Linked DNA regions of Mus musculus: region 2 is linked to region 1. Evidence: chromatin loops called from intact Hi-C (ENCODE). Cell type or tissue: left cerebral cortex. All regions are shown on one strand. Each heading gives the region's core, and the rest is flanking DNA. Links, peaks and the distances in the headings are about the cores only. Region 1 overlaps Atad2b (ATPase family, AAA domain containing 2B). Region 2 overlaps Klhl29 (kelch-like 29).

Region 1 (16,433 bases), core at 4,102-12,101:
CTGGGCAGGTGGTCGGTCATGAGTTGTATGAACAAACCAACTGAGTAAGCCACCGAAGCAAGCAAATAGCTTCTTCACACTCCTGCTTGGGTTTCCTCACTGACTTCTCTCGCTGATGGGCTACAGCCTGTGAGCCAGATTAACTCCCCAGTGCCCCCCCCCAACTTCACCCAAGTTGCTTTTAGTCAGTCAGTATTTTATCATAACAGTAGAGAAACAAACTAGAACATGCATTCAGTATGTTACCTGTAGGTTTGTCATACACAATTTTTAATGAGTAAAAATTTTAGACCTAATTTGTAGTTTTAATAATAAAATAATATTGATTTTTATCAAAATTTTCTGCATTTATTGAGAAAATAAGCATTCTTATTTGCATTGTATTTATAGGGATATATTACACTTATTATTTGCAATATATTAAACCATCTTTCTCTCCCTGAAATCATAATCATGGCTGATGATCTTTCTGATGGGCTACTGGTTCAGTTTATTAGTATTCTATGAGGATCTCAATACTGATGCCCATCACAATGTTAGTCTAACTGTTTTCTGTCAGTGTCAGGTTTTGATAATAACCAATTTTAGTCTTACAGAATGAGTTTGGAAATATTCCCCTTCAGTTCTATAGAAAAGTTTGAGAAAACACTGGTGTTAGTCCTTTTTTAAAGTTTTTATAATAATCAGTGTGAAGCTATCTACCTCATAGAGATATTTACTACTATTAATTCAATTTCATTGTTTGTTATGGTTATTGGTCTATTTCATTTTTAAAAATATCCTTGAAGCCGGGTGTACACCTTTAATACCAGCACTCGGGAGGCAGAGGCAGGTATGCGCAGGCCAGCCTGGTCTACAAAGTGAGTTCCAGGACAGCCAGAACTACACAGAGAAACCCTGTCTCAACAACCAAAAAAAAAAGCCTTGAACTAGCAAGATGGCTCAGCAGGTAAAGACGTTTCCAAGCCTGAGGACCTGAGTTCAATCCCTAAGACCCACAAAGTAGAGGAAAAAAACCTACTCCCACAAGTTTACCTTTGAACTGCAATGTGCGCTGTCTCCTCAGTGGACTAGACCCCACTGCTTGACTGCATCTCTGGTATGGGCTGCTCTGTTAGTGCTGAGAGGTCTGGCCTATCGGTCTTCCAGTTACAAGAATGATTTCAAAGACTTCGTGGAGAAACCACAGCACCATGATGATGCTCACACCTAGCCTTGTTAGCAATGTATGATAAGACAAAGTACAGGACCACTAATGAAGTTCATCTACACAGGTGTAGTAGGGATGTTTAATGATTCTACTGCAGGTATGCGCAGAAGTAGAAGCTCCGACCCACAGCAGCATCCCGAGCTGTGAGTGCTTAAAGGTGGAAGCAGCTTGAGATGTTTCTCTCAGCTCTTATTACTTGTAGATATCTCACCACAGATCCAGGTGAGATGTGGGGCTGAAAATTTCATCTACAGTGAGATGCTCAAAAAACAAAACAAAACAAAACAAAACACCAGCAGAATGTGGCTAGTACCAAAGTTTTCTCTGCACTTTAGCCTGTGCACTTTGGCCACAGGCTATCAGTGACAGAACCAAAATAGTACAGACTGAGTGAAATATCACTCAGACCCACAGACTCACTTCTCTTTTGGTCTTGTTAGTAACAGACACTCATACAAGACAGTGAGAGAAGGGTCACAGGGATCCCACAAGAAATCCTGGCACTCCCAGGAAACTATATATGACAGGCTATATCCTAGGTCTCAGAGATCCACCTCCCCAAAGCCATGGCTCTTGTGGACGGCACCTGTGTTCCTCTCTGTACTGTAATGCCCTTTCCCCTGTGAGGTGGCACTCGCTGTGGTTTTACGTCAGTCATTACTGACATATGAGGCATAGCATATGAAGCAGCCAGAAGTTGAGAGGAGCTAGCACGGGGGGATGTATATGGGCTTTCCGCCTCTAGAGCAGTCTAAATTCAGAAAACTGGTCCGTTCTTTTAAGACAGCTGTGGAACTGGGAGAAGAGGGGACAGAATATTTTGCTTGCTATGCTGCAACTATCCCCGTTCTCTAGATTTTTCCAAGGCTTCTGTTTTCTTTAACACTAATGTTCAGCATTCCCATGGCCATCCCCTCAATATGGAGCTCTAATGCACCCGCTGTTCGGGGTCTTCGGCACGGTAGACCAAGTGTCTGGTGCATCTAATCAGTCATCTTGCCCTCAAAAATAATTTAAACGCCACCTTGTTTTGATTCAAATCGAATGCTCCGAAGGCTAAAGATGTGACTCAGTGGTAGAGTGCTTGCCTAGCTTATGCAAGGCCTGCTTGATGTTCAATGCCCAGTACCACAAGACAACAAATCTAATGTTACTGCACACACAAAATAAAATTATTTTATTTTAAATAACCATAGCCTCGCCACATAAATCTTTAATATCCTCAACACTGGAAATGTTTCTTTAAAACAGGAAATTTCTCATGCTTTGCATCCCAAACACCTAGCACAGTATCTGGCACTGAAAATTCTTGATAAATATTTCATAGCTAGGCCACCATATGAACTAATAAATGAACAAAGAAAATCAAAGTTGTTCATGAGCCCGTTCCCTGGACAGATGTAAGCACTGTAGTGAGTGGATGTGGGATTACAGTTGCTCAGGTGACACTAAAAAGCAAGAGTACAGACGAAATATGTAAAATATATGAAAAGAGACAGAAGCTCTTTTAAGAGGAAAAATTTCCCTTTGGTCCAGAGCCATATAGGAAAGAGAAGGAAAGGTCCCTGTCTAACCACGCAAGGTGAAGAAGGACAGTGCTGTCCGTCTGGCTGTTTACAAACAGAACAGTTTACAGTGCTTTTCCAATCCTACTTTTCTAGTGGATGGCAAACATGCCGCAAGCCCTACCTTCACATACACTTTGTTTGTTTGAAGACAGGGTTTCATGTACCCCAAACGAGCCTCAAACTAGGCAAGTGATGTACTACCACTAGCTACAGACTCAACCCCCAATTTTTCTAATCTTATATCATCAGAGCTTCAGTTACTTAGTAAAAAAAGTAATGGAATCAACACACATGTGTATTCATACACATTAAATCATTTAAAATGGGCTCAGAGAAGTACCTTTTCTTCTTTCTCCTTTAAGACGAGAAAAGCGCATACTCTACAGATGAAGTAGACACACTTACCTCCACAAGCTGAGATTTGTCATAATCTTTACGATGGCGGTAGATGCTCTGACTAAGGAGGGAATATAATCTCTCAAGCTGATCGACTGTCAGGTTGTTGCTTTTATCTACCAACAAATCAAGCAATTTCTGGGGGAGAGAGGAAAGAAATCCAAAGAAAGATGATAAGATGTAGTTGATCTATTGGTCAAACCAAAACTAGTATGTTCAAATCCTTAGACAAGAGGTACCATAAGACACAAAGTGACTGCTATGGTGAAACGATTCTAGACTTCAGTTTACTTATTTCAAACCCTCAGAATACACTTAACTCCTAGTTAGGAGAAGTCCCTAGGTTAAAGTAACAATTACCAAAAGTAATTTAATTAAACTGCTTTTACAAATATCCAAATATTATTCTGATCATTGAAAACGGACTGTCAAGGGGCAAGCATACCTGCAGTCTCTCGTGATCAACTACCAAAGGCGGCGCAGGCTCGGATGGCTCTTCTGGAACCAGTTCGAGGTTTGTTGGTTTTGCCTGCTCTAACAATAATTTACGATATTTTTTAACTTTAGAAGCACCTACAATTGAGAAGGGAAAAAATGTACTATAGTCAGTAAAAGTAAAAGAAAATCATTATTAAGCAAATATAAATTCTTTTTTCCATGACAAATATTTTTTGGAGTAAGAATGTGGTTTTCTAAAAATGGTAATACTTATTTGGGGTGCCTTCCTTTTTTAGTAAGAATAATCCAAAATTAAAGAAAACTAAACTGTACGTATGAAAGCAAAGTAATACTGAAATATCATGTGATACATATATTCATGAAAAAGAAACAAAAAGACCTCCTTGGCTCTAAGCACTTGGTTATAAAGGGTAAGAGATGGCTCAGTCAGTACAATATTTGCTCTGCAAGCATAAGGACCTGATCTGAGACCCCAATACCTCAGCTACAAAGACAGTTATGGCTACAAGTGCTGTACTCCAGTGCTGGGGGAGGTGGGTCTAGGATCAGTGCAACTTGCTGGCTGTTCACTTCTAGGTTCAGTGAGAGACTCTGTCTTTAGGGAATAGAGAGTGACAGATCAAGACACCTGTTGTCTTCCTTTGGCCTCTAAGCATGAACTGGGTATGAGTCCTTGCACATACACAACATACAGCACACACACACACACACACACACACACACACACACACACACACACACACGGCAGGGGACTTAAATAATACTTTTCTACTTCTCAATTCTATTACAGAGCTTAGAAAACTGGCAGGATAAATTTTTTTTTCAAAATGGCCTAAATTACAAACTAAAACTGTATTCCACACAATTTTACAGACATGTCACAATTTCAAGACAGCCTAGTATATATAGGAATAGAACCTATTCAGGTAGGAAACATACGTAATAGAGCAGATCTCCCAACTCACCCCATCCCACAGTGCAGTTAAGAATAATGGTGGGAAAAGATGAGCTAGATAACCTATACTTCCCTTTCCTGCTCTTCTTTGTATGTATGTATGTATGTATGTATGTATTTATTTATTTATTTATTTATTTGTTTGTTTATTTATTTGGTTTCCGAGATAGGGTTTTTCTGTATAGCCCTGGCTGTCCTGGAACTCACTCTGTAGACCAGGCTGGCCTCGAACTCAGAAATCCGCCTGCCTCTGCCTCCCGAGTGCTGGGATTAAAGGCGCACACTACCACGCCCGGCTCTTTTCTGCTCTTCTTAAGGAGATCATGAGAAGTCATGAGATGGTGGGGCCTACAGAAAGAACACTCTGCTTTCCTAAGTCGACAGTGCGTCCTACATCCTTTCCACTGTTCCCACAAAGCAATGAAACTTAGCTTAATTCTAGACATTCAGTCTCACAATGACCCCGTCCTCCCAGCAAAAACACTGCAACACATTAGCAACCAGGAGAGGCAGCTACTAACTACAAATCCCAGCAACAATTCATCCTGAAGTTTAATTTACAAAATTAAAAACAGGCACAGGGAATTAACTCAAAGTTGCACAATTAAATAAACAAGAGAATGGCTTAATCTCGGTTTATATGACTCTTTCTAGTATACCAGACTACTCTGCTATTCAAATCTTCTCCTGCCCCGCCCATTCTAAAAATTCTGCTGCCAGATTCCACCTTCTTTACATGTGTGAAATGACCCGGCTCATAACTGAAAAGTCTTTAGAATAAGGGTGACAGACAGACATAAAAAGAGTAAAAAGCCCAGAAAGCAGTGCATTCAGGAAACCTCTGAAACTCAGCAAAACCAAGTGTATCCACAGCTATTTATGGATTGGACTGTAAGATGTTAATGGCCACTCCCCTCTGAGAATCTGTTGTTTCTCCTAGAAAGCAGACAAAATAGGTAACGAATTAACTGTGGCATTTAACCCTTCAGAAACTGTGCTAAGACTTTAGCCCTACCTTCTCTATCCAGCTCTGTCTCTTTCCCCTCTGCATCAGGGCCAGGCTCGGGCTTCTCACTACTGCTACATTCCAGCACTTCTAGCTTCTCAGCAGCATCTCCACGATTTTCATTCCATGTTTCTGGTTTGTCTTTTAGTTGTTCCTCCAGAGCAATCTTTTGTTCAGAACTAGACTTTTCTCCACCATCAGGCAGAGGAACTACTTCAAGAACTCTGCCATTCTGACACTCCAGAACAGGAATTCCTTCAGAGCTGTCAGTGGAAGCCTCACCATTTAGACAGGTGCCTTTAAGGAAGGGCTCTTTCTTAGATGTCTGCTCGGGGTTGAGGGAACTGCTACTGTGGACGAGCAGAGATTCATTTGAACTCTCCTCTTCTGTTGATGCAAAGTTCTCTTTGGTGCCCGCTCCACTATTCAGCCTCTGACCCTGGTCCATATCCATGATGTCACATGAAGATTCATCGTTGGTCATAGATAAGTCTCCAGTCTCTTCTCCATTTTCCTCATGGCAATCAGTGCTTACCTCAAACTCTCCATTCTCCAGCAACTTCCTGTCCTCTGTATGGTCATAGTCTGTAAACTTGGTGTCTTCCTCATCTTTCTTTAAATTATTGACTTTCCTTTTCTTAATAATTCCTTTACCCCACTGTGATCGCCGCCTTGATTTTCTCCGGACTCGAACTGTTTGATAAGAAAGGGGGAGAGCATGTAAAACTTAAGAGTCTAATGTCTATTTTACATCATAGTAGACCCCTTCCAAAACAATAAACCTATACTGGCTAAATACAAACAAAAATTCTTGGCTGATGATATCCATGCTGACTAGTTGTCACAGCCTATAAGGAAAATGAAGTTAAAGATAAACTTGGATAAATGCTACCTTCTAATTTAATTTTACTTAGTATGAATTTGCTTGGCATTAACCTTTCTTACTACTACTGATTCTACTTTATAGCCATTTCTAATTTTCAACATTCAGGGATTAGCCATTTAATACATTTAGGGAATTATTATATTACCAAGCTGCCCAGAAAGCCTGGGGCCAGAGCATTGGATTTCTACCAGGAAGGTTGGTGTGTTGCCAGTAATAACACACAAAGATAGCACCTCAACTATGAAGAAAACAAAACAAAACCCTATAAGCTAATGCTGTGGGACCCAACAGTTACAGGTATCCCCACAAACAAACACACACTCTGCTGCCTCTCCTTACAGAAAAAGGTATCACCTACAGGATGGACAATCATGAACAGAAGACTATATTAGGCTACGTGAACAAACTGTTAACCATTTCCTCAAACACAAATGGTTTACTTAATCGAGTCAACTTGATACAAAGGTATCTCCAAATATGTAGACTAATCAAGCCTTCTACTATTAAGGCAACACCATCAACAAAATATCAAAAGTAAGCGTTTGGTCAATTAATTGAAAAAGGAGACCTATAAGAGCTGTATACAATAATTATCCTGAGTAGACAGCTGGGCTTCCAGGTGCTAAGTCAGAGCCAGGGATTTGTGATCTCCTTCATGTATATGAGAGGTAGCTGATGAAGCCGTTGGATTCCACTGGGAAACGTAGCTCTTAATAGAAGCTGATATTCTATCAGCAGTGTATAGTGGAGCCACACTACCATGTTAAGCCTTTAAACCCTTCCTGAGAGTAGATGAGGAGAAATTTAGTAATTATTACTCCTTACTTTGCAACTATCATCTCCAAAATTCAATTTACTTAATCATTTGGCTCAAAGTTTACTTTTTCTTAAAAATTCAATGTTTTAAAATTTTCTTTTCATGCTTTCTCTGTTTCTATTTTATAATTTATAGGTTAATTGGCACAAGGGGGAAATGTTTACATTAGTCTAATATTAAAAGCTGATATATAAGCTTAGGTGACAAGCATCTACAACAATCTCACTGTCTAAAACTGATATTGGCTACACTAGAAGGTAAAGGAGATGGGACATCTTGCTATAAAGATTTAAGGCTTTTACTGTGAACAACTAATTTTCAACACTAATCACTCTCATTTTTAGCCATGGGGAGGGAAACAAAAATAAGAATTCTCAGTCTACTTGTTAAGTCATGGAATTCCAGAGCAAGAAAAACCTGAACTCTACCCAATCTAGGCCTAGTTCAAGTCTTTATATGTAGCACACTATACAAAGGCCAGAAGCTCACTGAAGCAAGTATATTTCTTACTTAGTGTTCCATACTAGTTAATAAGAGAGAGTGGGTAGGCCCCACTCCAAAACCTAGCTGGGCAACACACACTAGAATCCATGGTGAAGAGTGGGTCGGGGGCTTGGACTCACAGTTGAGTAGTCAGGGAGGGAAAGACAAAGGAGTTGGGTGAGAGGAGGTTAATATTTCCAAAGTATGTATGAAATTTTCAAGAAATAAAAATATCATTGAGAGAAGAGAACATATTCTTATTCTTTGGGAACAAGAAGATGTTCTTCCTTCTATCACCTCTCCTAATAGCATTTTAGAAAAGTAAGAGAAACCATATAAGCACCATGAACATAGAACTTTTAGTTTGGGTGGATACATCTTCACAGTATGGAGCACGTGGTAGTTGTACATGTGTATGTGGACCGAATCCTTAGCATGCCACTTCCTTGTTTACCTAGGACGCTCTATTCAAACACCCATTTTGTCTGCTAAGCCATCCTGACTGCCCCAGCCTAAAACTTGTTAAGGCGAATGTTCAACTTTTCTCATTAGTAGACACTGATATCAAATCAGAGACTGTAAAGGACTTCAAAGTTTAAATGAGAGTACAATGTTGTATAAAGAGACACAATCTGAGATGCACACGACTTTTAAAGTCAAGCTTTATTGTGAGACTTTTTCCAAAGCCAAGACCTTAGAAAAGCAACTGTCCCTTTGGGACATTTAGTTAAGATTTGAGTGTGTTAAACTAACACAAGACAAATGCTGTGTCACGTGTGCCATCTACTGGTAAGAGGAAACAAAATCCCACTGCAGACTTTAAAACTATTTTAATATTTAAAGAACTTAAACATCTTCTAAGAATGTATTTGCATCTCGTCCCCCCACCCCCACCCATATGTGTGCTCATGCATGTGCAACGCGTGCACTGTGTTCAGGTGACAACTTTCAGTAGGCATTCTCTCCTTCCTTCCTTTGGGGTCTAAGAAGCAAATTCAAGTGCTCAGGCTTACTCAGAAAGCACTTTTGTTTACTCAGATATCTTTCCTGAACAAACCAAAACCTTTGAAGGAGAATATTTGATGTATCTCATGAGTAAACATTAATATCAAATTCAGACTATAAAGGACTTAAAGTTTAAATAGTGCACAATGTTACATAATGGGACACAATCTGAGATTACAGCTTGGACAGATAGTCTTTACTGGTTTCATAGCAACTAAATGCATCCTTTTTAAAACTTGCTCCATATAAATGCTACTTTCCAAAGAGGTCAATGTGGGTGTGTGCAGCTCCCAGACCTCATCAGAGAAGTTTCTCTGCAGCTCATGGCTAACACAGAAACTTATAGCTGAACCAAGTGCAAAAACTAAGTACCCCTGGAGCTCAGCCACAAACGGGCTATCAGCATCACACCCTCTGCTACCCTGCTCTTCTCCACCCCTGGCTCAGGGACCCTTGCAGAAGAGAAGGTGGAAGGGTTGTAAAAGCCAGAGGGCAGGGAGAACCAGAAAAAAACGGTGTCTTCTGGACATCCCATGGTCACTACACCCATGAACTCAAGATGGCTGTGTTGTCTGCACAAGGTCAAGCCATGCAGCACAGAGGCAGGAGGCCTCAAACCCCACTGATAATTGATGTCCTTTGGAAGAGAAGAGAAAAAGAGACAGTTGGGTTTTTTATTTTTATTTTGAAATCCCTAGTAGGATTCCCCCATTCAGTGGAGAGTCCCATACCCAGTATAGATGGACTTGGTAAGTTATTTTATTTATTTATTTATTTATTAAAGAGCATGAAGTTGGGAAGGGTTGGGAATAAGGAATGGATCTGGGTGGAATTAAGAGGAGGAATGGGGTAAATATAGTCAAATTACATTGCATGAAATTCTCAAAGAGTTAATAGAAATATTACATTGTTTAAAAACATGACGATTGGGGCTGGTGAGATGGCTCAGTGGGTAAGAGCACCCGACTGCTCTTCCGAAGGTCCAGAGTTCAAATCCCAGCAACCAGATGGTGGCTCACAACCATCCCTAACGAGATCTGACTCCCTCTTCTGGAGTGTCTGAAGACAGCTACAGTGTACTTACATATAATAAATAAATAAATCTTTAAAAAAAAAAAAAGTGACGATTTGCTCCTTCAAACTCACTCACATTTGGTAAAAAGCATGCTACGGCCAGCTTTGTTGGCAAAGCAATATCATCACAGTTAGACCAAGAAAACAACATTTATCTTTCAAGGCAGGCAGCTTTTAGTGAAACACGAAGACTCCATCAGGAAGATGTCTATTAACATTTGTCTTTCAGAAAAATAATGGATCAGTATGAGTAAGTTTTTATGAAGAGCTAGAAGCTAGATTTTCCTTCTAAATACACCACACAAGGTTAAGACAAATTAGGCTACATGGATTTCTCAAATCAGCATTAGTTTTCCCTTAAAGGACCAAACTTTCTACTGCCAAACCAGCCATCTCCACGTGGTGCTCATTTATACTACATATCATACAAGGAGTGGGGTAAGAGTGAGCCAGAGGGATAAATGTACCTGTTGCCTCCATATCTCTATCCAAAGCTCAGTGTTCAACACCAAACATGTTTCAAGGGTTTTATTTATCAAAAAAAAAAAAAAAAAAAATTAAGTACAGAAAATATCAAGTAATGTTAAAGACAGAATCCTCATTCTAAATCTGACTTCCTAAGCTCCTCTCTGGAAAGGTGACCAAGACTAAAGAGCTATAGACAAAGGGCAGCTTTGTTGGTTGGCCACAGCAAGTCTTAGCTGTAGTTGCTACTGGGCAACACACTCACAAATACTCACATGCACATTTATTTGCAGAGTTGTGCCAGGCATCCATTGGGTTTCTCTGTTTGTGTCGAAACGCCTCTTCCACTCTAGTCTCTGTCTTGCGGGCACCAGCACCATGAGGAGTTATTTGTTCTGCTGTTACTGATAGGCCTGCAAGCAACAGAAAAGAACTACTTAGTTACATGTTCCCAGCTGCATAAGCTAATGCTGTTAGAAAAATCTGAAATATAACACTGAGTTTTAAAATCATTAATTATACCTGGACAGTTTGTAATTCTGGTGAAATTAGTACCTTTTGTTTTAAGATGAGAAAGTAAAATTGATATGAAATGATAAAAATAAAATACCTAGCAGGCCATGCTTATCCTTCAATGCTCAAAGGGGCCCGGCCCTATTTTCACTCATAATCCAAAGAGCTATTTCACAATATGACCATGAGATGATAGGTCTAAAAGTCATGAACCTATCTTACTTGTGTGTGTGTGTGTGTGTGTGTGTGTGTGTGTGTGTGTGTGTATTATGTTCAATCTAGCTCACTGCCTGTCACAGCACAATGTCCTACATTTCATTTCTTGGCTCCGTATTCCTAAGAGTCTGTTCCAATGCAGCTCTCTTCACTAGAACCTTTTCTTCCATGTGAACAGCTTCCTATACCTTAGCTTCTTATTCTAATCTACAAGGAGTATCTCTTGTGTATATAGTTTTTAAATAATGTTATATAATAATTCTCACATCTCTTTAATCCAAAGATCTCTAGCCTACTAGTCATATTTCTACTGCCTACCTGACCTTAGGTCAAACTGAAGATAACTAGTTCATCTTTATACACACAAACAAACACAAACAGTTTATCTTCTATAGTCCCTATTTTGACTGGCAGACTTGGTAACTACTCATTCATTCAGCCAGAAATAAATATTCGTTCCTTTCAAAGGGCCTTCTACAAGGCTAGAGATGCAGCTCATGTTGGCAGAATGCTTGCCTAGTGTGTTTATAGTCCCAGCTTTTAGGCTGAGAAAGAAAGGTAGGAAGGTTATTCTTGGCTTTACAGTGAATTTGAAGGTAGCCTAGGCTATATGAGTCCAAGTCGAGGAGTGGGAGGGAGGGAGGGAGGGAGACAGACAGGCCCACAAAGTGTTCTCTACACAGGGATCACTCATATGCTATTCTTGTTTAGCTCCATCCTTCATTAATTAAAATGTGTATTACTTCACCACCTTTTCCCCTAGTAGTCTGAGATACAATTTATGTAACATAAAAGTCATCTATTTTAAGCATACAATTAAATATTTTTATCAACTATACATTTCTGTAGCCATACACAGAAATCTAATTTGAGGTGCCTGTCTAGGCAGCCACCTGTCTGTTTCTCTCAACATACTTGCCATTTTACATGACGGTCTTTCATGACTGCCTTAATTCACACAGCCGTGCTTTTGAAGTCCTGTGTCATTGCACAGAAGACCGTGGACGTGGTATGCTGTGTTACTCACTAACCAGTAAGCGGACCCTTGTGCTGTCACTGTTATGTCTACCACCCCTACGGAACATTCACGTGCATGGTTCATGTGGGCACGCTTCTCTTGGATAGGTTCCAAGGAAGAGAACTACTGGATAATGCAGCAAATGCTGCCTCTGTGGAAACCCAAACATTAGCTTCCAAACTGGCGCTCACAGCTTTTAACTCAATCTCTCATTTTCCTACAGCACTGAGAATATGTTATTTCTTGCTGCTAAAGTGATCTAACCAATTCATTCCACTGCTTAAAATCCCTCGGTGGCTCTATTGCCACTGGCATTCTCCCCTCCTACTAAAGTTCCTCAAGGACACAGCTGTGCATCTAATAAACCATATGTTCAATTTTGTGTTTCTAATTAAAAATTATAAGTGTTAACAGACTGGAAAAATATTTGTTAAAAAAAGGTTTAAGTACTGATATTAGATGTGAAATGATGAAAACTAAGGTCTCTTCAGCTGTAAATGTAGACATAATACATAATCATTTAAGAATAGAAATCACTGATAAATAAAAGTATATCTGCAAAAAAAATTTCTCTAAGGGGGCTGGAGAGATGGCTCAGTGGTTAAGAGCACCAACTACTCTTCCAAAGGTCCTGAGTTCAAATCCCAACAACCACATGGTGGCTCACAACCATCTGTAATGAGATCTGATGCCCTCTTCTGGTATGTCTGAAGTCAGCTACAGAGTGCTTACATATAATAAACAAATAAATAACAATTTAAAAAAAGTTTTTTTCTCTAAGGAACACATTTCTCTATCATGCACCACTGCACTCAAATTGTCACAGGTGAAGTTTTGAGATGTCCTTGAGAACGTAACATGACCTATGTTGGTATCAGAAATTAGTAATTACAAGGTTATTAATGGAGACAGAGTGCCTCCTGGTGTGCTTGCTGTGTCACAGGAAGATGGCTATGAAACACAGAAGGCTTTGGTCGCATAGCATGTCTGCTTCTCTAACTTACCTCTCTTTATTCTTGCTTCCTTTATTTCTTCACAGAGCTTATTAAACTCAGGATCCAGCTCAGCTGCAATGATGGCATGTGCAGTGTCCTTCAGGGTACAAGCTCTGTGCCTAATAATTTTATCTGTTAAAAATATTGGCATAAATGTATTTTAGATAGAAATGGAATAAAATTAATGTAAGGTGCCTTAAAATAAAAGTAAAAAGATACAGACATTTAAATTATAAAAACATTTTTAGGTAAGAAAAGATTAACCTAAGAGGTGGGTAAAAATGCAAGGTACTCTATCAATAACTTTTAAGACCAACTTTTAAACCAAATAAGGTTTATTTTAAATTTCTAAAAATGATTTTCAATAAAAATTTTAAAGAATCTGGATAGTCACTATGTGCCCCAGAGTTGCTACCGACAAATGCCAGGAACTCAGGGGCCGGTGAGTTGTGCAAGCTTGGCACCCTGACTGCAGTCCCTGGAAGATAGAAGAGAATGAACTCCACAGAGGGGTTCTCTGACCCCACACACTTCCCATAGCAGGTGCATTCATGTACATGCACACACACAAAAGCACACAGTCTACTAATAAAACTAAAGGGAAAAGCTGTTTTTAAAAAGAGTAACTGAGCCGGACATGGTGACGCATGCCTTTAATCCCAGCACTCGGGAGGCAGAGGCAGGCAGATTTCAGAGTTCGAGGCCAGCCTGGTCTACAGAGTGAGTTCCAAGACAGCCAGGGCTATACAGAGAAACCCTGTCTCAGAAAACCGAAAAAAAAAAAAAAAAAAAAAAAAGAGTAACTGGTCAAAATTGTGCTAAAGAACACAAAATATTCTGAGTAAGAAAGATCTCTTTTAAAATGTGACAAAACCTGAAAAATATAGAAAATCTAAAGCATGGGAGATGGATGTAAATTGTAGGCAAGGCCAAACTTTCCAGAATGATCTGATAGTATAAAGTGTGCCTGCTTCACAGGTCACAGCAAAGACTGTGAGTAGTGCAGTGCCAGTGGGGCCCTCTGGAGCTACACGATCAACTCTCGATGTGAAAAGGCAAGCAGGACAAGGTAACTAGGACGGTCTGAAGCCTGCAAAGCACACTGTAAGGAGGTGAACGCAGGCCTCAGTTCAATGTCACTCTCTGCTGCGCAGCAAGTTCCAACCCAGGCTAGACAACTTAAGACCCTGTCTCAAAAACCAAACCCAAAACAAATGACAAAGAATGCAAAATTAAAAAAATATTTACTTCTCTCTCTAGCAAAAGCATAAATAAAAGAGTTTTTATTTATAAGATTTATGATTAGGAAGCCATAGAAAGCTTCTTGTGGAAATCTTATAAAGCCAAACACAGCTCTCTAAATGTTCATCCAACAAACACTGTCGACAATACTAGGAAAACTGAAGTAATGACTTTACAGTAATGGGGGGGGGGGAATCAGACATGCTTCCAATAAATTCAGACGACACAGGGAAGCAGCATTGAGTAAATCCCAGCTGGAGAGAAGACGCAGGAGCTAAGAGTGCTCGGTGCTATGCTAGAGGAGCAGAGTTCAGTTTAAAACTCAGATATAAACATCTTTACAATGCTGAGTGTGCCAATCCATAAATACATTATGTACCTTCATTTACTTAGCTCAAGAATTTTATCAGGCATTTTTATACCTTTCAATGTATATATTATATATCTTTTTGTCAGATTTCCTATTTGATGATAGAATTTGATAAGCTAGAACTTTTTTTAGACTTATTTATTGACATGTATGAGTGTTTATGGCTGCATGTATGCTTGTGCCCCATTTTTGTGTCTGGTGCCCAAGGAGGTAACAAGAGGGCATTAGAGATGGGGAGGATATGATCATAGATGTGTGTGCAACATACACTGGACAGGTGTCTGTGTCAAAAAATAAATATTCTACCAGGACAGCCAGAGCTATACAGAGAAACCCTGTCTCGAAAAACCAAAAAAAAAAAAATAAATAAATAAATAAATAAATAAATAAATATTCTAAAAAATAAATAAAAGTGATAAAGCTCCCAACAGTTGGGATTGTGTTATATATAAATATATGTTGAGGTATGAACCCCTAGTACTTAAAAATGTGACTGTATGTGGAAATAAGCCACGCTAAAGAGGTAACTAAGGTAAAAAGAGGGTGGGCTCTAATCCAAAGTGCCTGGTGCCCTTTTAAGAGGAAGTCTGGATACATTAGAAGTATACAAAGACAGAGAAAGAGCTCTAGTGAGAAAGCCATGTGGTGAAGCGTGAAGAGCACTCTCAGGAGAAACCAAATTTTCTGACTCACTTGAACTAATTCAACCCAACACTGTGAGGAAAACTTTTGTTGTTTAGGCTCCTGGTCTGTCATATTTTGTATGCTGATCCTAGCTGAGAAATACAATGACATATAGACTAATATATGGCATACTGGAGTTGTATTATCAATCTATCATAATACCAACACAATTACACATCTCTGTCTCGAGGAATAGGAACTGTCACAGACATTCTTATATACCAAGTACCCTGCTCAGTAAGTCGGGCATGACAGTCCTAGTTAAGTACTAACAGAAATAAATAGAAGTGAGTTTGGTTAAGTCTGAAATTCACGAGGTACACTATGACAGATCAAATTGGAAATGTACTGAGGGAGACTACAGACAGCTCCAAAAAAGTGAGTGACTCTGAGGACTATGATCCCATGTAATTGGTACAAAATGCTAGGATTCTGCAAAGACTTTAAGGACAAATTTTCAGCAAAATTAGTCAAATGATGATATGTCTAAGAATTATTTGTCCTAGAAGGGAAGGATGTTACAAAACCAATAGTGCAGAGTAGTCTAACTTAGTTCACTGTGTACCTATCCCAAAGATAATAATTAGTCAAATGCCTAGTCCTGGTCACATTCTGAAGCTATAAATTAAATCTCGTATCACTTCACATCTCCTTTCTACCACATTATCCATGTGTGAGAAATTCTGGTAAACATGTAGTCATTCATGTTTACTTCCAAAGACTTTTATCTTCTCTGTATAAGTAGTTCCCCCATGCCTCCGATGTGTGTTCTGCCGAGAAGAGCACTGTAAACATTTAAATAATAATGGGTTTTTTAAAGATTTATTTATTTATTTATTTATTTATTTAATGTATGTGAGTACACTGTAGCTGTCATCAGACACACCAGAAGAGGGCATCATTCCCGTTACAGATGGTTGTGAGCCACCATGTGGTTGCTGGGAATTGAACTCAGGACCTGTGGGAGACTAGTCAGTGCTCTTAACCGCTGAGTTATCTCCCCAGCCCAATCATGGGAGTTTCTAATACTAATACAACATTTATGCAATTTCTATATGCTACATAACAGAC
Region 2 (16,433 bases), core at 3,912-11,911, 110 kb before region 1:
TTCTACGTGGGGACCCGAGCATCGGGAAAGTCCTATACGTCTTTCAGGACAGGCACACTTAGAAGGAAAGAAAAAGTAAACCATTTGCCAAGAAAGGCTGTCCCCACTGTGCTCAGCCACGGAGCTGACACCTGCTGTCCTGTAATTGATTCCCCAGAGCAACCCAAGGGCTGGTGGTCAGAGATGCCTGAATCCTACTCAGTCTGCCACCTACAGGAACCAGTCCCTGCTGTTCTCAGAGAAGCAAGGGGAGTGATAACTACCAGGTATAAAAACAAAAGTAAAATGGCAATTTTCACCTCTCCCAAACTCATGAGCTTCCAAATCCATGGGTTTCTGCCACCTCTCTATGTAGTGAGTGTGCAGACTCAGAGCTGTGAACCTCCCAGGGTGACTCATACTTCAGACCTACTCTTATTAGCAAGGCCGGTCAAATTATTCTGCCCTGACTGTTAGCAGAGCTACCAAGCAAGGTTTTCAGAGGAAGGGTGCCTAAAATGAGCAGGGCAGTCAGAAAACGTGGCTCTGTCAACAGTGGAGCCCAAGCCAGCGAAATGTGTATCACCACCTGCAGTAATAGCTAGGAGCTAAAGGCGTGGGCCCACCAGATGTGTCTTTCCAGGTTGGGTGGTTACTTCAGGGAGTCCTGAGGAGAGAACAGGGCTGCAGATCAAGGTCAGAGTGTTGCAAGTTCACTGCTGGCATTTTCTTCCCCATGACTTCTCAGCTTTTCATCCAAGGCCACTTTACTCCCACCACCCATCTGGGGCAGCTCCAAGGAAGGCTGCATGCACTTGTTTTTGTAGTTACAGGGTAACAGCCCCTTCTGTGTTTATGCTGCCCCAAATCCTCTGTGAAATGCTGGAGGATGCTGACAACACGGGATGTGTTTGCCAAGAGCAACACACAAGTGACTTTCAGTCTCTTGTAGTTTACAATATACACAGTAAAGTGTATATCTCGGATTTTTTTTCTTTTTCTTTTCTTTCTCTATATCTAGTTTGTTTGTTTATTTGTTGTTAGTAGCTTAATAGTATTTTCTAATATCTCACAAATTGTGTGTAGGGACGCAGAAAGACTGGTTGAGACCATTCTTCGGTATCTATGTTTATGCCAGTCACCAGGTAGTACTCATTGATTCCATGTCTGGCCTAAAGGGCAGAAGCTGTGAGTGGTTCTAAAACAAAGAGCTAGAGGGAGGGGAGATAGCTCAGTCAGTCAAGTGCTTGCTGGTCAAGTTTGAAGATCTGAGTTCAGTTTAAGGAAATTAAAAGCAGGGAGGGTAGAACATCTCACTCCTGCAATCCCAGCAGTGAAGACTCGGATACTGAGGGGTCCCTGGGGCTGGCTGATCTGCTGACCAGCCAGGTGGGTGAAACAATGAGAGATGCTGTCTCAAAAATGAGATGGAAAGTGATTGAGGAAGACACCCAACATCAACCTCTGACTCTGCATACGTGTGCACATACGACACTCACACACACTCACACAGGCTCAGAGTGAGTGTAATGGCACACACCCATGATCTACCAGCAGTTCTAAGCCTATGTTTTCTTTTTTCAATTTGAATTATGTAGTGCATTGACATGTTGAAGGCTAAGAGGCCCCTTGGCCTGCACAGCTACCGTTTTCCCTGTGTACCTCCATTACTTCTGGCAGAGGCAGGTAGATGCCTGAGTTCAAGGCCAGCCTGGACTACAAAGCTAGGACAGCCAGGGCAACACAGAGAAACCCTGCCTTCAAAACAAAACAAAAGACACCTTGCAAGAATCAGTTCTCTCTCCCTACCTTGTGGGTCCCAGGATCAAACCCAGGTCATCAAGTTTGGTGACAAGCACTTTTACCCCCTGAGCCATTTCACCAGCCAAGCGATGCTGACCTTCTGATTCTCCTGCCTACATTTTCTGAGGTCTGGGATTGCAGAAGTGGATATCCACACTCAGTTTTATATAGTACTGGGAATCAGACTTGATGGCTACCTACATACCAGGCAAGGGCTCTTCCAACTGCGCTCCATCCTTAACACTTTTGTTGTTTGTTGGTTGTTGGGTGGATTTGGGTTTGCTTTGCTTTGTTTTGTGTTGCGTTCTTTTGTTCTTGAGACAAGTCCTGCTATGTGGCTCTACCTGACATGCAATTGTTTATATAACCTGAACTCACAACAGTCCTCTTACCTCAGACTCCTGAGTGCTGGGATTACAAGCCTCCCTGGCTGTTGTGCCTTTTCTTAGCTGTGGCATGGGTGCTGCCATTAACAAAAGTAGGAATAAGGTGTCATGTGACTCTGCTCCCCAAAGTATCTCTTCAAGCTATGTCATGCAAGCCCCTGAACCAAGTTGGGGTACCCCATGGCACTGTTTGTAACTCTCTCCAGGGCCAGACCTTGACCACAGCTGAACCTGGGCCCCCAGTAGTGCTTATGGACCAGAGTAAGAACAAAAGCAAACTGTGGAATTGGGGGTCAGATTCCAGGCACTCTTCCAGGAAGGGGATTCTTATACCTGAGGGGACGAGTGGTGGCATGGGGTGTACCCATCTCAGTGACACTCAGGAGATGCAGCCACGCTAGCTGTGTGTTCCACCCAGTGACAAGGCATCTAGACCTGTAGGTTCTAGCCTGGCAACAGGTCTGTAAGATGTAGGTGCCATCATCAGCCACATGACCTGAGAAATGGGGCATGTGAGGGGATGAACTAGGCCTGTCCTGTGTCAAGGGTAGAAATGTGCCAGTTGACAAGGGTCTCTTGAGAGTAAATACTCAATCCTGCTGAGCTGTTGTGACCCACTGCCAGCTCATCTATTCTGGAAGCTTTCTAGGACTTCCTGGCTCTTTTGATACCTTTGGGAAGAGTGGATGGTATGTATTTGGAACTTGCCAGGATATATTTATGTCCTTAGCAAGAGTCAGCCTCAACTTCCTGCACCTCCACCATACCTAGGCACTCAAGGAGAGGTGGAGGGGGATCAACACTTTCTGGTTATTGTAAGTGGATTAGGTTAGCCAAGCCTCTGAGCAGCCTCCAGTAGCCTCCAGGGCTATGGAGTCAGCCAGTGGTCCCCAGCAAGGAGAAGCAGATTATCCATGCCTCTGCCCCATGGCCTGTGTGTGTCACGCTTCCTCCTGAAGCACGCGCTGCAGAGTCATTCATTCCTTAAATGAGAAGTGATGTCACTGCTCTCGTCCTGCGGAGAGCTATGCCAGGCATAGCACCTGTTGGGCCAGGTCTTCATGGAGTCTGCCTGGCAGGACCGGGTCAACAGGACCTCCTGGCAGTGTGCAGAGCACTGTGGTGATGGAGAGTTGAGATGGGACTCTGAATTCCCATCATCGCTCAAACCTTCCTGACCACTTGGTCGCCTCAAATATTTGTGATGTTTTTGTGCAAAGTAGAGATAAGTCCTCTTTCTGGTTGGACTGACCAGCAGAAAACAGGCTGTCTGGCTGCAGTAGACGTGTGAATGTCCAGAGGAAGCAGAAGGCCTTCCATGGGAGTTCAAGTACCTCTGCCTCCCAGCTGGTGCCATCTCCCTCGACCCCTCTTCCAGGGATCTTTGTATTCTGAGAGCAACACTGTGGATCCTGTGAAACTCTGTACCTGGTCTCCCCAGGCTGGAAGAGGGTAACCCTCCTGCTCTGGGAAGCTGCTGGGGGCTCTGGGAGGGCAGCCCAATGCCAGCAGGTGCTTTCAGCCTGTGCAGCCACCTCACAGAGTTTCAGCCATAAAGGACCCAGGTCTTTAGTGTTCTTCAGTCTCTGAAAGAAGCAGGATGCTGTCAGCCACCGTAAAAATGTGACCTTTGAAAATTTACAAGAGCCGAGGTTTAAAAAGCTGCTGTGTTAATGATGCATCCCATTAGCATCTCATTAAAGGGAAGCTGGGGGAAAACCAGCTCAAGCCCAGTGATGGGCAGATAGGGCCAGCCTGCAGAGCCAGCAAGGGAGAGCTATAATGGCTGGCCTCTCCTGATGAATACCATCACTTTACCGGAACAGAAGCCAGGGCCAGGGAAAGGTGGCTTCCCAGATGTCCCAGAGAGTGACAGCGGAAGAAAATGGGAAGTGAAGGAGGCCCTGCCCAGCCCATTTCTTCAGGGAAGCTGGTCTTTCTTGTACTGGCAGCCCACCCTCTACCCAACCCCACCCCCACCCCCTCTTCCACCCCCTCCCCCACCTCAGTCCTGCTCTCCTTCTCTAAGGCAAGCCCTCATTTGAGCTCAAGAAAAGCCTGGATTGCTCCTTGGGATTCCAGATGTGTGAGAATTCAAGACTATGATAGGGAAATTCAGAGCTAGAATCACAGATCCATACAGGGTCCCAGACCTTTGGAGTCTGCATCTGCATGTGCTTATTCGGGGGGTGGGGGTCTAGAACCCTTGACAGGAAGAGAGGCCCCTGTGGTCAGTCTCCCTGCCTCACATACTACTGGTCAGTCCATATATGGCTCACCTGGAAGCCCTGGGCCTCTCAGCAAAGGGCACTCCTGCATCTAAGTTGTTTGTTGACAGAATCAAGAAAGGAATATTCACTTGACTGCTTTAATAAAATAAAATTTCTGAACTGCAAATTGCTTGCAGCTTAAGATGTTGCTAGCGCAGAGCAGAAAGAATGTGAGTGGTTTTATTTATCATTCCTAAAGGGGCGGGGAATGAACTTCAGAGCGGCTTTCTTTACTCTAAGAAACACTTGTATTTCATAATAGACACAGAGACAAACAGGAGGCTGGCAGCTGGGTAGTCATCTACCCCCATCACCATCACCACCCCCACCACCATCACCACCACCACCACCAACACCACCCTCCCATGGCTCTGGATCAGCCTATGCAGACCCAGAGTACCCTGCTTCTGTTTGGGGTACAGGGGGGGTTGCATTGTTCAGAGGCATTTACCCGCTGGTCCATCTGAGAGCAAGGCCTGGGTCTGATTACCATCACCCACCTCACCACTGCCCTGGCCGGTTCATAAAACAAGACCCCAGCCCAATAGTTATTTGCCAAGACATGAATAAGCCGGTGCATAAGCTTATTTGTGGGGAGAAGTGTGCTATTTTTCAAGTTCAGAAACCCCTCTAATTTGGGGGCCAACATTAGAACTCCCAGTTTTATAGCACAGAACCTGATGACCCAAACTCAAGAAAACTGAGATCCAGCAGTGCAGGGAGAGGACTCAGAAATCTTAAACCAAGCTGTTTGCTATCTGGGAAACCTCTGGGTTATGGGCAGCAGAGAGGAGCTGCAGCGCCCCCTCCTGACAGAAAAGGTTTCCACATTGTCAGCCAACAGGCTTGCTAGCTAGGAGGCTGGAGAATGGGGGCGGGGTCCCAGCATCCAAATGTGCCCTCTAGACAAGGCTCTTGAATAGGCAAAGCATAGCCTCCTTCCCGCTCAGGTGCCTCAGATTTCAAGAACAATTTCTGTGTCTCAAAACCCACCAGGATCCTGGAACCTGGGAATAGAGGAAGGACTGCAGCTTGCTAGATGGTTTCTGCCTCCAGACGGAGCATGTGTTAAAAGTTGACTCTTAAGAGAACTCTGAGAAGGCCTCCCCAATATTTCCTATGCGTCATCACGATTATGGCTCTCTCCCAATATGGCTATATTCCCCTTTTGTATACTACTCCCCACCCCCACCTCCTCATCCATGCCACAAGCAAGAGAAGGGCCTCTGGTCAGGATGCTTGTCTGATCAGCTTAAGATGTTGCTAACACAGAGCAGAAAGAATGTGAGTGCTTGGGAGACTCTTCCTCTGCTCATGTTCTGTTCACAGAAGCGGAGCATTTGAAGTACAGGCCAGAGGTAAAGTGCAGCCTAATGCAATTAGCTCAGTTCCGCCCGGGTCTCAATGCTGCCTGGCTCCTGCTCTCTCAGCAGGCCCTGCTACAAGGCACCGTGTACCAAAGTGTGATCCAGCAAAACTCCAGAAGCCCTGCCCAGCCTCCTGACCACGTTACCCAGGGGACTCACCCTGCACAAGGGCCGCACAGGGAGCTCTGCCTCCAGCTTCATCACTGAGTCAGGCACTCACCAGAACATGCTATAAGAAATGTGACTTTCATCTGAAGATGCTTCTGAGAGTCCCTGGAGAACGTCTGCCCCTCATCCCAGTTCTCATGCTGCCACAGGCCTGACTGGGTGTTTAGGAGCTGTTATGACTCATCTCAAAGCCAACGCCACAGAGATCCTCGCCCCCTTTGTATCCCAGTTTTCTTATCCCAGCCTCTACAGTATGTTTAGGATTTTAAAACTATTTATAAATAACGGCCATTGAAGGAAATTTAGTCTTTAGATGTAGTGATACACAACTGCAATCCAAGCACTTGGTAGTGAGAGATAGGAAGGCCGTGGGTTCAAGGGCAGGCCGGAATACAAACCCTTTTAAAAAAAAATCTGGGGGTGGGGTCAGTGGTAGAACACCTGTAAAACTGGTACAGTACCCTGAGTTCAGTCCCCAGAACCATTCATTTTGAGAAATGCATACGAGTGTAGAGAAGAAGACACCCATAATCCTCTCATCCAAGGATAATGTCTCGCCAACATTTGGGTCGTCCATCTCTCATTGGTCAGCACCAGGACAGTTCATAGGGAGATCACACGGGTCTAATCTTGTGGTCTGGTTTTCCTCATCAAATCACAGTGGGAACACTGTGCCTTCTCATTATAAATTTCTAGACAGTATACTTCTTAGTAACCAATGTCCTCTCAGGAACTGTGTCTGGGGGAGGCCAGTGTCACCTGAGGTTTGCTTTCATTCTGAGGGCCTGTCTCTTGTTCATCTCAGAAAGTGAGCTCACAACAGCACTCTCTGAGGTGCCCTGGGTCCTTCCTACCTGGGGCTGTAGCCTGACCTGTCCAGCCAACTCCCATAACTCCCTCCCTTTCTCCATGGGACACCTGGATCCCAAGAGCATGTGTAAACAAACAGTGTGGGAAACTGGGGATGATCATGCAGTGGCCCTCGCTTGCCACCTGATGGTGGTATTCTGCAGAACATTTGCTACCTCATTAGGAATTCTCTGTCAAAGCCACAAGTCCTGGTAGTCTGAGAATAAGCAGGTACAGTCAGTGCTCTCAGCACATGCCCTGGATACGTGGGTAGCATTTGGGTTATCGTGGGTGACTGACAGTCTGAGGGCCGAGGTGTCCCTCCAACCAGAGTATAGAGTGCTCTATCAGTTACACTAGTCCCCTGGGATAGGCTGCTATAGAGATACATGGTAAGGCACTGGCTTAGAGTTCCTGGAGGCCAGGGGCTCATCAGATGCAAACCTGCAGATACTCTGTCCTGATATCCCATGATCCCTCTGGGAAAAGAGGCAAGGGTCCCAGGGTTAGTGGGGCTGGATACAGGCACTCTTGTGCTCTCTCTCTCTCTCTCTCTCTCTCTCTCTCTCTCTCTCTCTCTCTCTCTCTCTCCCCTCATGAGCCCAGTAGATAAAGCTCACGTTTCAAGGATACTGCTGAGGGAACATGTTCCAGACACGGTCCTAGAACAGCCCATGCTTACCATTCTCTTCTGCTTCCCCACAGGCTCCCGGCATCTCCAAAGCTGACAATCAGTCTCAAGGACTCACGACCAGCATCCGATGGGGGCAGACGCCTGTCAATCAGTCCACGCCCTGGGACACTGATGAGCCGCCCTCCAAACAGATGAGGGAGAGCGACAATCCAGGTGAGTGTTCATCAGCTGACAGAGACACACTGACTAGCTGGGTGCTCTGTTCTTCTCTAGAGGCCCTGACCCATGAGTCTGCAGAAGCCCAGACGCTGGGCTTAGGATGTGTGGGACACCAAGTTTCTCAAGCCACACTTCCGGGGAGATGTTATTGGCTTGAGCATAGTTGCATGAGCACCAGGATGCTCTAGCCCCAGGACTGGAATTTCTTCTGCAGCATCTTGGTCCTCCTCTGGCAGCTCTGACCTTTCACGGCTCCTGGAGCCCCCTAATCCCCCTTTGGTACACATACCTGGAGACACCCGCAGCTCCACATCTTCTGCACAAGCCCATCAGTCCTAAGATCCATGAGTTCCTGTCCCTTCACTTTCCAGACAATTGTTCCACATCCCTCTAGAGTGCAGAGCACAACTCGGTGCTAACAGCCTACGTACTGCCTGACCAGTATTCTTCCTTCAGCACCTCCACATTGGTCATTACAGCCCTCACTCATAGCTCTTCAACCCACAGACATATCATATCTTGACCCAACAGTAAGACTCAAGGGTGTCACAAGGCCACCTCTTCATAATTGGGCTCAGGCACCTGGGTTTGGGGACACAAGACAAATATCTCCAATCTCTACCAAACCGGGGGGGGGGGCACTGTAATTTCAGGGGGGGGGCACTGTAATTTCAGGGGGGGGGCACTGTAATTTCAGGTGCTGTGTTTTGTTTTGGGTTCTTTTCTTTTCCTTTTTCTGTGCTCTGTTCCCAGTTTGCCCCCAAATTGTCCTCTGTAGCCCATCCTGGTAGCTACCAAGCCATTGACTAAAAACAGTGATCAGAGCTTGCAGTGAGTGACTTAGACCCTCTCTGTAGGTCTCCAGCCTCTTTCAGGCATCCATCTCATCAAAATATGAATCATCTTCATGGCATAGCATCTTGAAGCTATCTGGGGCTTTGTCAGCCAGCTTCTGGCATTTTGATGCATGTTTCTAGGCTTCCTAGCCAGTCCTGGGGAGCACTGAGTTTGGGGTGGCAGGCCTTGGCCTTGAGACATCCGGCCAGACTGGCTCGTGGTGATCTCACTTCCTCTGTTTAGCTTGAACATGTCCCCTCTCAGCAGCCTATTCTAGAATCTAGCCAGCAATACTTTGCCAATGTTTCTTGCCTTGCAGGCTCCCTCCCTCATTACGCAAACCATAAATATTTCTTGCACATTATTGTGTGCCTTATTCTGCATGTGATCACAAGGCTTGCAGCCGTCCCACATGCTGTGATTATGTGCCTGCAGCAGAGGAGGAAACTAACATGGGACAAGTGTGCATGTCACTTACCCAGAACCAGAACCAGGACTCAGAGGTGTCTCCTTCTGACCCCTCATCCTCACTCAGAGCCCCTGCTGGTTTGAGTGTCACTGTGCCCTCTGGGCTCCTTCCCTCCTCCTCATCTAATGTCTGAGAGGGAACTCCCAGCCCTTCCTCCAGGGCTCCCAGTCTCCTGCCTCTGTCTCCTCGTTCTCAGCTTATACCCTAACCTCAGAGGAACTGAACTGGGCAATGGGGCCCCAAGTGAAGGCTCAGTAAGTCAGAGGTGACCCAGACTAGACTTCTCTGTCATATCTTTCAGCTTCCTCACAAGCCTCCTGGGTCACCTCCAGGTCAATGAATCTCCAGGTAGACAGAGGTCCTGCTCTACCTGACCTGGCCCAACCAGCCTCTCATCTTGCATTATATCCTAAGAGTGGTGCCTGGAATTCCTTATCCAACTAAAATTACCCAAAGAGCCAAACTAGACTCCTCCTGTTTCCAACAGGGCTGGCTGTGTGAAGGGTATTTGAAACAAAGCCTAGAGTCCCTTTAAATCTCTTCCAAGATTTCCCAGACTCCATCCACCTGTGCCTGGGGACGCCTTGCCCCCTTTGAACTTCTCTGCACTCAGCTGAAACCCCAGCAAACTGTGTCCACTGCCAGCCTCCTCTTTGACCTCATGGTGGGAGTCAAATTCTCCAGCAAAGGATGCCTTACAACGCAAGTGACCATTGTTGCTTTTTACTCAGGAATGCTCTGCCGGCATCTGCTTTTCAGTCCAGATGAACAGAAAACAAAGAATGATGCTCAGAGAAGCCAGGCTTTCCTTACCAGGGCACTTAGCTCACAGGCAGAAGAGCTGATGTGAGCTGAGGTCTCTTTGAACACCTCTGGTTATTTTCCTTCTACTTCCTTGTTTCTCATTTTTTCCCAAACAGATCTTTCTTCTCTCTCTGGACCCCCTACAGTCATTTGTCACTTGTTCATATCCTATAGGGTACCTAGTCCCACAACTGTCACTACACATTCTTTGTTTTGTTTTTTAGGGCAAAGTCTTACTATATGGCCTTGGTTGGTCTGGAACTCGCTATATAAACCAGGCTAACCTCAAACTCGTAGAGCTCCGCTTTGCCTCAGCCTCCGTGCAGAATGCTGAAATTAAAGGCATGCACCCCATACCCTGTTTTATCACATTCATAAACCGTTAAGTGCTTGAACATGAGCCTATTAACCACTGATGTTACTCCAGGTCCCAGCCCAAGGCCTGGGACAGTTGGTATTTGTTGAATGACTGACTGTAACTGACAGAATAACATTTTTTTCCATCTCCCTTACAGGCACAGGGCCATGGGTGACCACGGTGGCCGCTGGAAACCAGCCTTCCCTGATCACACACTCCTATGGAGTGACCCAGCCTCCCACCTTCAGTCCTGCTGTGAACGTCCAGGCCCCCGTCATCGGGGTGACTCCCTCACTGCCTCCCCATGTGGGACCCCAGCTCCCGCTGATACCAGGCCACTACTCACTCCCACAGCCGCCCTCCCAACCGCTGAGCAGTGTGGTGGTGAACATGCCTGCTCAGGCCCTGTATGCCAGCCCTCAGCCCCTGGCAGTATCCACTTTGCCTGGAGTAGGGCAGGTATCCCGCCCGGGACCCACCCCTGTGGGCAACGGCCACATGGCAGGGCCCCTGCTGCCTCCACCTCCACCAGCCCAGCCGTCCGCAGCTCTCCCCAGTAGTGTTCCTGCCACCAATGGGCCGCCCACAACAGACTCGGCCCATGGGCTGCAAATGCTTCGGACCATTGGAGTGGGGAAGTATGAGTTCACCGACCCAGGGCACCCTAAAGGTAAGTTCTGCTGTCACTCACACCCACTGTGTGCCTGGTCACTCCAACACAGTGATGTCAGGAGTATGTTTGGTGGTAGCTCTTCCGTTGGCCTCATCTAACTGTGGCAGGAACTCCCTATTTAGTCGGGGAATTCAGGCAGAAAGCCAATGGGGAGGCTTAGACAAGCAACAGCAGGATTCACAAAGTGAGGGGGGGAAAGATGAGAAAAAGAAGGAAGGAAGGAAGGAAGGAAGGAAGGAAGGAAGGAAGGAAGGAAGGAAGGAAGGAAGGAAGGAAGGAAGGAAGGAAAGAGGAGCCTGAAAGTCCAGAACCCAGGCCATGTTCACCTCTGCCTCCCAGGCTAGACCAAGAGCTACCCACTCCTCTTAGGGGTCACTACAACAGTCCATGGAGGCCTTTACCAATTTCCATCCATAAAGACATTCACAACACTATCTGCCCATGCCTGTGGACAAGGCTTCTCCACCAAACTACCAACACAAGCCGGACCAGGGCTCAGGCTTTTTCCTACCACCCTGAACCATTTGAGGTTTGGGTTTTTAAGGACTGACAGCAGACTCTTAGGAGTCCCTGGGAAGAACAGCTCTGGACTGGCCTTCACAGGATGCTAGCCCCCAGTCCTAGGGGACTTTCCTTGCAAGGATCTCAGGTGGTTCCTTGGGACCAGAAGCTGGGGAAGGGAGAACTGTAACACAGTTCTGAGCACAAGCTCCAGCATATGCAGAACAGGAGGGTCAGGAGGGGTCTTTGAGACTCCCTGTCTTAGATTTGCCTTCTCCCAATGCAGGAACATCCCCAGACAGGCCAGGATTTGATGTGCAGAGGGAGGTTGTCAGGAGGAGGCAAGACAGTCTTTGTCAAGCACTCTGGGCTGCTAGGGTGTCCATGCTTCCTTCAAAGGTACCAGTAGGTGGCGCTAGAGAGTGCACACAACTAGCCATGGCTTGTCCACAGAATCCCTGCAAGTCCATCTCAGAGGTCCCTGCCTCTTAGCAGAGTAATCCTGCAGTTAGTCATTCTCTGCCCACCGTTCTCCAGACGCTTGTCCCTGTCCTGCTGAGCCATTCTCCAGTCTTGCTGAGCACTCCAGCAACAAAGCACATGCCTAGCTCGCTATGGGGTTTCATGTACCTGTGTGTGCTGTGACTGCCTTTGTTTGGGAAATCAGAACTAGTTTTAAATGACAAAATTATAGAAAATTACATTTTAAAAAATCTGGTAAACTCTTGCTTTGTTTAAAATCTATTTTTATAGAGAGAAACCAAATTGATTTCTTTGAACTATTTTGGTTTAGCAACCCTTCTCTTTAAAATGTGAGAGAGAGAGAGAGAGAGAGAGAGAGAGAGAAGAGACTCCACCCAAAAGAACAAAGGCACGCATGTGCTTGTGCAAGCACACATAAAACCCTCACTCCCCAGCACTTGAGAGGCAGAGGCAGGCGGATTTCTGAGTTCAAGGCCAGCCTGGTCTACAGAGCGAGTTCCAAGACAGCAGCCAGGGCTCTACGGAGAAACCCTGTCTCGAAAAAAAGAAAAAAACCCTCACTCCCATTTTATGAGCTATCAACTCTGACACAAGAGACTGTGGCGTCCCAGATGTCCAAGGCTATCCCAAAGCTGGAAGCACCAAGCAGCTTCCGTGTCTCCCACAGTGAAAGCCTGCTAAGGCTAATGAAAGGTCTTGCTGACTTTTCAAGTTCAAGATATATATCTAGAGAAAAGGAACTGTTCGGTACAGAAGGGAACCAGCTTAGCTGGCCCTAGACTTCCCTGGTGTAGTGCTGGACACACACTGGGATCCATCTTTCTAAACACTGCTTGCTGGGAACAGGCTATCCCTGAACACCCTCACCCCTGAGATGGGGCGGCACAGATTAGTAAGGTCAGGCTCCTGAGCCTACCAGGTCAGTGAACCATTACAGAGCTGCTCCCAGGACAACTTTGGGAAACCAAAGGGTATGGCCTGACCTCTGTAGTCCCAAGTGTTATAGGTGGAAAAAGACAAGAGGAGACCCACACCACTTGCTACACAAATCCCTACAGGGTAGACTGAGTCTGAGCCCAGAAACACATTCTTGCCCATCTCCTTGGAGGATTTGGGGTCCTCCGGCCAGTGACCGTGGGTGACCTGTCCAGCACACTGATGTCCACCAGAGCAGCTAGTTCTCCAGAGATTACATTAATTCACCTGTCTCTTTATGGCCCTTGCTGGCAGGCAGGTCCCTTGTATTTGTGACAGAAGACAAAGGACTATACACGTACGAATGCTCAAGGCTCAAACCTGGGTGGGTTTTTTTAAAAGTAAATTCTCCTTTCATTTCTAATCTTAAAAGCCTTTATTGCTGAAGCTATAATTTATCTGTCAGGTCTAATGTCAAACAACTACATTTAGGGGGAAAAAAAAAAAGAAACCCAAATTTTGAAACCAAATCTTTGCAACTTGCCATAGGAAAGCCGTAATCCTCCTGACATCACCTCCAGGGTTTAGATTTGGGTCACTTTTAATTTTGCCCCCAAGGGATTTTACATCCCTGAAACCCAATTGACACTCCTAAATGACAGACAGCTGGCTCCAGGTGGAGACAGGAGGCACCACATGATGTTATCAACACAAATCAGAACTCTGCTTTAAAAAATAAAAATAAAAGGAAAGAAGAAAAAGAAAAGAACTTTCCTTTTCTCCTAGTCTCTGTTTGAAACCTTGCCCAACATTATAATAAGATCCACCATGCACTAGCTAGCTCATTACAGGCCTATGGTTTTTGCCTTACTATTGTTTGGTGAGACAATCTGGCCTCTCGTGGGGCTGAGTAATTATGCAGAGAGATCCCCTCATGAAGAACAGGTCTTGCCAGCCAGAGGAATGGGCCACCGGTATTTTTAGACTTCATTAGTGCCCTGATTTAAAATTTCACATTTTGTTTCTTGTAATTATCTTCTGATCGACTGCACGAAATTTTCAGTCGAGGCTCTATTAGTCTGCCTTCCCAAAAAGGGCGTTGGGACTTTAATTTAAAACTTAACCAATTGAAAAAAGAAAGGCGGTGTGCAAAATGCCTTTTGATTTGCAGTAGGTCAAGTGATTGTCTCTCATCTGTGACTAGAGACGCCAGCATGCCTGCGGTTTGCTTTAATGAGTGTTATTTAAATGCATTGAGCACATATAGATTTTCTTAAGAAACTTACAAGATAAATCTTTCTTTCTCTAAGAACAATTTGAGGGTGGGAACAAGCTGTGGAATTTTTTTTTTAGATTATATATTGAAAGGTAATTAAAAATAGATTTCATGTGTGCAAAGTAATAAGGGAAGAAAACAGAATTAGTTCCCTCTGAGTCTTTATAAAAGACCTGGTATGCTTGTCTTGTCATTAGATGGGGACAGACCTCTGGGCTGATGCTCTGGGAGAAGTACAGCCATACCCAGACCTATGTAAAGACTGAGGTCTAATGGCCTTGTTGCTAGCGATCACCAGGAGATCATAGCAGAAGTGTGCGCTAGGGGCAAGGTGATTTCTGTCATTTTTCATCAGGGAATGTTGGCTGTCGTGTTTTCTTCCTGAATGTCTGGAGAGAAAAGGGCTAATGGCACCTGCTCCCTTTCTCCCAGAGGGACACATATCTGTTCCGGTGTAGACAGCGTTGTAGGCATGGTGTAGGGACCATGGTGACCTATCTACAGAGTTGGGCTTCTCAGCCTCAGGACCAAAGAGCTTCATGATGATGAATGATTCTACATCCTTCGGTGGTTAGTTTTTCTCCTCCGCCCCTAACCCTAGACCTCTTGACCAAAGAGCTCTGTCCATCCTTGCAACTGCGTCCTGCATGGACCACAGCTACTCCAACTCCTGCAGCAGCAAAGACAGTATCTTTGGATATGTTCTGTGGGCTATATCTTAGAATGTATGCAGGTGGAATAGCGTTGTGACCAGAGTAAGCCTCCTGATACCTTGGAGACGCCTTTCCTTCACTTGTTCATGCCTGTCATCCTAGCATTCAGGGTGACCAAGGCAGGAAGACTGCTGTGAGTTTGAGGTCAGACTGAGCTCCATTGTGAGCTCCATGCAGTTTAGCCTGGGCTACAAAGTGAGACCCTGCCCTGTAAAATCAAACACATATACACACACATGGTGTGTAGACAATATATAAAATGAGTCCAGGAGGGCCAATGGCAATTGTGAATGTGACTGCCTCACATCTGTTGCCTGCTCACTATAACTGAAATCTTGCCCAGTTGTCCTGTTGGGAGTTTAGCAGCTGATCCAGCCCATACAGTGCTCACAGGGCCCACAGCGCCCACAGCGCTGTGTTCGAGTCACTTTCTGAGAGATGCCATGAGTTACTTTCTAGCAGATGATAGGAGACTATTCTCCCAGACTTAGGGCTGAGGATTGTCTTACCCCTCCTTGCCTCACACCCAGACAAGTCCCACGCACCCTGTTCTCTCTGTAATGCATGACAAAGCGGTTGGCCCACACACTGTCCTTGCTGCAGTTACCCTCCCTGTACTATCCCAGAAATGTCACCCCAAGTCCATTCAGGGTTCAAACTCAGAGCCATCTCCACTTGTCCTTTACTGGCCCAAAATGCGTGCCTTGAGCACAAGCGCCGAGAATTGGCCATGGTGGTCTTTTTAAAATGCAGACGTTGACCTGCCATACCCCCTCAAAGGTCTCCAAACGTCCCAGATACTCTGGTGTCTGATGGTCACCCCAATACCTCAGTCCCTGACACCGACTCGCCTTGTACCTTACGCTTTATGAGTCTGTGTGTAGGCCGAGTTCTCATGATCTCTATTTGAGGCATGCCCTGTGCTTTGAATAATTCACCTATCACGGGTAGTTTGTCTGTGCTTCTTCCATCCTCAGACTGAGCCTCCAGGGCGGGTAAGCACTTCACTGGAATCCCATTCTAACTGAAGAGCCAAAACAGCTAGACACTTGTGGAGACATCAAGAGGACCGTGTGATGGATGAAGGCACAAAGCCAGGCCTCTTTGTCACTTGTCTTTGTTCCCAAAAGCAGTCAGTATCCTTGGGCATCCTGGTATGCAAAGGGGAAGTCACTCTGCAGGCTCCACATCTGTCCCACACTAAAATTCTATCCATCAAGGCCTCTTCCCACACCCAGGTACCTCCACACAATACCTGCCCCAGAACATAATGGGATGGGAAATTCTACCCCAGCTTCCTCATCTTTAAAATAATAATGGAAGGGCCGCTTCTACAGTTGCTGTGAGGACTGACTTATTTTATTTGCAGCCCTAGTGCTGTGCCTAGTATAACCACTATAAACGTGTGTATGATCTCTCACTCTCCACCAACCGTGCCACCATTCAGCACCCATAGCCTTTTAAGGATTCAGGTTAATGTGAAAAATCAAAGACCAGTTTGCTTTCCAGAGTCTTAGGAGAGCGTGTTAACATCATGATGTCTGAAGGCATGGTTCCCAGGGGTCCCCTTTGAATGGCAGAAAATTGCCTTCTCCCATTGTAACATTTTACAATCCTCCACCATCACCATAACAACCAGAAGAAACCAACCTGTTGCTGGCACCTTCCGCCAAATCCAAGAACTGTTCATGTTCAGGGGAGGTTGTTCCGCCTCTGTATGATCAGAGGA

The links. A loop is a pair of places that touch in the nucleus more often than their neighbours do. Peaks named below come from ENCODE experiments on the same cell type or tissue, not always from the same donor. Only the 100,000 strongest peaks of a DNase experiment are listed, where the experiment ranks them.
Region 2: a loop joins it to region 1, with 7 times the contacts of the local background. A loop is called at or near these places in 14 of 42 quality-filtered maps.

Annotation. Positions count from the first base shown.
Region 1 is chr12:5,021,347-5,037,779 of GRCm38, reverse strand. Atad2b (ATPase family, AAA domain containing 2B) reads right to left here. Exons shown (of 28, transcript NM_001362349.1): 23 at 13,076-13,198; 24 at 10,600-10,737; 25 at 5,604-6,287; 26 at 3,620-3,747; 27 at 3,184-3,312. Among named protein-coding and RNA genes, the nearest start is that of Atad2b, 110 kb to the right of the region's middle. In left cerebral cortex, for the core only: a CTCF peak has its summit at 8,572 (motif pointing left); a DNase peak (open chromatin) is centred at 8,548; H3K27ac peaks cover 427 bases.
Region 2 is chr12:5,131,803-5,148,235 of GRCm38, reverse strand. It overlaps Klhl29 (kelch-like 29), which reads left to right. Exons shown (of 14, transcript NM_001164493.1): 4 at 7,528-7,669; 5 at 10,301-10,813. Among named protein-coding and RNA genes, the nearest start is that of Gm51980, 140 kb to the left of the region's middle. In left cerebral cortex, for the core only: CTCF peaks have their summits at 5,242 (motif pointing left), 6,959 (motif pointing right) and 11,722 (motif pointing right); DNase peaks (open chromatin) are centred at 6,044, 7,009, 8,782, 11,727 and 1 more place; H3K27ac peaks cover 1,586 bases.